Linked DNA regions of Mus musculus: region 1 is linked to region 2. The links are chromatin loops, found by intact Hi-C in ENCODE. Cell type or tissue: gastrocnemius. All regions are shown on one strand.

Region 1 (2,500 bases), 110 kb before region 2:
TCAGTTTTCAAAGGAATGGCTTGCCACCTGGGTGAGAACATGACTCATTAATCAACCCGGACCCGTGTTTACTGAGGGCCAGCTGTGGGCAGAGCATTGCCTTAGGAATGTGGTTGAAAAAAAAAAGACCCTGTTAAAAAAAAAAAAAAACCGGTTGCAGTGCAGGGGCATACAGCGCATGTCCTTCCCTCACAGAAGTGTGGCAGATGCAGAGGACCTCATTTGTCAGCCCTTCGCTGGTTACCCTGGAAATGACAAGCAGTGGTTTACCTAGGACAGGGCTAGAGCTACTTGAAGCTGTTTCTAGGACACTGGAGTGAAGAATGGGCTGCCTGTTAGTCCTTTTTCTGTCTAGCACGCAGGGTCTTGCTATGTAGCTCAGCCTGGTTTAGGACTCAAGATCTCCCTAGTAGGAACTACAAGCGAGCTTGATTTTATGCAGTGCTTTAAATAATATTGGATGCTGTAAACAGCCCAGCTAGAGCTATGAGTGAGGAATGGGTCTGTTATTTACCTGAAGTTCCTGGAGTCAGGTCACTGGCAACCAGGCCTTTAAGGCACGCTGCTGCTGAGGTGACCCTGGGTACATTGTCTCCCCCTCCCCCAATATGCTTCAGTTTCCCCATGCATAAAATCTGAGAGTGGCCATCCCAGTCCCGGGAGGCCAGAGGCAGACAGCACATGTGGAGTGTTGAGACAAAGGATCCCAGGTAAAGGAGGCCTGGGATTTGGTGTTCTTTCTGCCTCTAGGGAACGTCGTCGCTAAATAGAGTTTAGGTGGTAACTGCGTCACCCATCAATGTCTGGATCCCAAAGATCTCAGCCTAGACTGGGAATTCCACGGAACTGGTAACAGACCTTCCTCCGGGCTCCAGTCCAATGTATCTTTAAAAAAAAGTCCCTCAAAAGCTATTGTAAAAAAAAAAAAAAGCCTTTAGAAAATTGTGGATATTTATAGTTTTTTTTTCACAGACTTCAATTTACATAAAATTTGCCACCCAGGAAAAAAAGGCCTGAGTCAGGTGGAGAGCAAGAGGTGGTAGATTTGTTGTGAAGGGTAATGGGCACTTTTCACTCCTTGCTAGGGCGGAATTGCCTGAATGATCACCGCATGCATAATACTCAAACCCTAGTGGCAACATCATGAAATAATATCTCACCGGGTAACTATTTACATTTTTTTTTTTTTAACAAGCTGTAAGAACTTCGTAAAGTCTGTCTTGTAGAGAACTTGGTTTCCCTTCCCTGCGTTTAATATCTTTCAGCAGCTGACAATTACTGCCTTGGCCACAAGCCCTGAGTTAGCACAGTGCACTGGGCTCTGGAGGTTTCCTCAGCTGCCCCACCCCAGGCTTCAGACACTGCCTGGGGCATGACAGGGTCACTGAGGACTGGTGGCAGGGAACTGGCAAGAGTCAGGCCAGCCAGGCTCACAGGAAGACTTCTCTTGTGATGAAAGGGACTCAGGGGTCAGTCACCGCAGGTGTCTCAGGGCATTTTGTCTTACCTCCCAAGGGACTTCGGATACACTGTTTTTCTTCCCTCTGTGTTAACTTTCCAGTGGTGCTTGGCTATCAGGGCAGTAGCTGATACAGTTCTAAACATTTTGTATCCACTGTCGCAGAACCCTTGCCCTAATCACAGAGGAAGACAGAGGAGCCCAGAAAGCGTAAGCAGTTACCTAAGACCCAGTGCAGTAAGTGCCCTGTCATTTCTCTCCTCTCTAGACGGGCTTCTTTTTTGGCTGATCCACCTCCTCTTCCTTCTCTTTTACCTCTTTCTTTGAGCTTTTCCTTCTGGTGTTAGGAATCAAACCTAGGGCATCACTCATGCATGGCAAGGACTCTGAGCTGTAACCCCAGCCGTAAGTCTGTTTTTACATATGCAGGGCTACTTATTTATATCTCATTTCAACATAGTCATGAAAAATTTAAGGTAGACACTGGAGTTTACAAAGTGACATGTACATATACACATACACATACACATATAGTCACGTGAAAGGATCCATCCCCTCCCTCCACCATGCAATTATGGGAGGCAGGATCTTGCTATATAATCCAGACTGGCCTTGAACTCAACAATCCTCCAGCCTTAGCCTGTGTGTTTGTGCACGCACGTGCACATGCACATGCACACATGCACTTGAGGAGTGTGTGGGTGGAGGTCAGAGAACACCTTATATAGGAGTTGGCTTTCTCCTTCTATCATGTGGGCCCTGAATCTCAAACTCAGGTGGTTAGGCAGGACTGCGAGGGCCTTTACCTACTGAGTCTTATCTCTGCTACCCAAGTGAGTTTTTGTGTTACTCTGCTTACAACAAAGTTCAGAGTTATTCTGGGCAGGTTTTATTATCTCTTGTGTCAGATGAAGGCATAGGCTCTAAGAGCTGGAGGGAGAGTTTGAAAGTCATGTCACCCAGCAAAAACGTTGGTGGGAGTGGGGCAGGGCGCGAAGTGAGTTAGTTCTTCTTAACTCCTTCCTGTTGCGGATCTGCTCC
Region 2 (2,500 bases):
GCCCTCTGACTTGAGGGATTAGGGAGAAAAGGGCAAACTCAGCTCTCTGAGGCCTTTCATCTGTGGCTTCCTTGGATCATGGCTGCGGGATGTTTATGAAACTCTGAATCAATTTGAGGCGCAGAGATTTTCAATCAGGGAAGCAGATTGTGCTGAGAGGGTCAAAAGGCCTGTCGCCAGCAAGGAGCTCGGCATCTGACATATTAATCTGAGCTGTCAGAACCAATATGTGTAACAGAGGTGTGGAGGTACAGGCCCTGTTTCTGCAAAGGAGTCGGGGGGAAAAGTGGGGGAAATACCACCCTGGGAGAATATGACATTTCACAGATTCCAGGAGAGCCAGCCCTGCCCTGCAGCTCAGCCTGTGACCACTGTGGCCCCTGTTCACTGGAGAGGGCAGGGGTACAGGCTGGGGGCTGAGAGTGGTGGGAGGCTCTGAGCCTCACAGTAGTGTCCTGTTGCTCAGTAGGTAACATTTACTTGGCTTGCCCTAGACAAGCTTTCTCTTCTCTTCTCTTCTCTTCTCTTCTCTTCTCTTCTCTTCTCTTCTCTTCTCTTCTCTTCTCTTCTCTTCTCTTCTCTTCTCTTCTCTGCTGCCACCTGACTTCCAGAGCCCTCTCACTGGCACAGGAGGCAGAGCTGAGCCCCAGCAGGAAGCAATGTTACATAGAGCCCAATGTTACGTACAGCATGTGAGCTGGCTAGCCAGAGTCAAGCCTCTGGGAGGACACCTGCCTTGGCGAAACTGATACCCATTAACACACCTTGTGCTCTAAGCACTGCTTCCTTGTGTCCCATCTCCATCCCCCAAAGGCCCATTACTTTACTTGGCAGGAGCTGGCTGCTGCTGCTGGTGACTGATTTGAGAATCATGTGAGGATATGGCGTGTCCGTCTGTCTGTATAGGTAGCTACTATGTAATGAGTCTGAGCATTATGCCTCAGGCTCTCTTATGTTTGGGGTTATACATGGGATCAGGGTGGACCTGGGAAAGCTCCGTGGTACTTGAACTTCTTATACCAAGTGAATCTAAGTGAATGCATGAATGAAGGTCACAGTGTAACCCAGACAGCTGAGTTCAGGGGATGTTGTTCTCATTTCCGGGTATCACTTAGCTACTGCTGGGCCTGGCTGATTTGGTGAGCTCCGTATTGGTGATCACATAAAGAGTTATTCCCCATCTGATAGAACAAATTCTGCATTCGGAAAACTAGCCATACAGATAGCTTTTGTTAGCTCTCAAAAGGTGACAATGTCTTTAGTGTGACACCTGGGGGAAGATTCAGAAGCTCAAATACCTGCATACTGCTGAAGTCCCCAGTGGGAGGTGTGTGTGTGGGAGATTCTGACCCCTGTTAGAATGATTACAAGCCAGTGGCCACCTGGGTCAGCCTCCATGGTGCTGGGCCCTTCCTTGTGGTGATGGCTAAGGTTGACTGTCAACTTGATTGGATTAATAAGTGCCTAAGAGCTAATCAAGGCACATCCTTGGGTGTGTCTGCATGGACATCTCCTCAGAGCACTGGATCCTGAGGGTTCTGGTACGTTGAACGGGTTTATCTGTTGATGGAGTCATAACGTGATATTATTGGACAGCAGTAAAGGGCAAGAAATGGGGGCCTCTGGGGGGTGTAGTTCTCTTGGGGTGTCCTTGGAGTCTCCAACCTCTGTCTTTGTGCCTATTTGTCTACCCTTTGGCCACCACGAAGCTCCTGGATCACAAATCCCTGCTGCCATGATGCAATCCCAAAAAACATGGGTTGCGGGTGTCAAGGACAAGACTCGCTGGAGCGTAAGCCAAACAAAATCCTTCCCTGGCCCCCTTTTCATGTCAGGTATTTGATTACAGAGGTAAGAGGAGTAACTCATACCCATTAGGGGGATACCACTTTCTCTGGGCAGTCGTATTAGAAGGCTTTCCTCAGACACATGAAACTCCATCTACTCTTGGGTGGGTCTCTTGGCTCACGATCTAGCCCCTTTCCTATCAAATGTGAAACTATTTATAATTACATCTTACCAATAAATTTGACAATCAGACCTTAGCAAAGCAATAAGTAAATGAATGAATGGATGAATGAATGAATAAATAGATAGTGTTTGTAAGGAGGTAGGTCACTCAGTTGGTAAGGTGAAGTCAGAGGACACAAGTTTGACCCCAGAACAAACAGTAGAAGAGCAAAAGGGAGATGTGGTGCTGTGGACCTGTAGCCACAGTACTGGGAAGGCAGAGACAGGAGGGTCCATGGGATGCTCTAAGCATGGCCTACTTGGTAAGTTTCAGGACAGGCGAGAAACCCTGTCCCAAAATAAAATAAAATAAAATAAAATAAAATAAAATAAAATAAAATAATAAATAGAAAGGAAAAAGGTAGGTAGCACCTGCCGAATAATACCTAAGAGCACATCTATAGACTTGGACATACATGAATACTTGTGTACACACACCACCACCACCACCACCTCACAAAGGCCAAGAGAATCAGTAGGCCACTGGTGC

What was found. Peaks named below come from ENCODE experiments on the same cell type or tissue, not always from the same donor. Only the 100,000 strongest peaks of a DNase experiment are listed, where the experiment ranks them.
Region 1: it touches region 2 in a loop (20-fold over the local background); 5 of 42 quality-filtered maps call a loop at or near these places.

Annotation. Positions count from the first base shown.
Region 1 is chr8:26,971,832-26,974,331 of GRCm38, reverse strand. The region is part of intron 1 of Gm39150 (a long non-coding RNA gene); the gene reads left to right. Among named protein-coding and RNA genes, the nearest start is that of Gm39150, 2.8 kb to the left of the region's middle. In gastrocnemius, no CTCF peak of the experiment used is centred here; a DNase peak (open chromatin) is centred at 1,365; H3K27ac peaks cover 459 bases.
Region 2 is chr8:26,866,162-26,868,661 of GRCm38, reverse strand. No RefSeq gene overlaps it. Among named protein-coding and RNA genes, the nearest start is that of 2310008N11Rik, 43 kb to the right of the region's middle. In gastrocnemius, no CTCF peak of the experiment used is centred here; no DNase peak of the experiment used is centred here.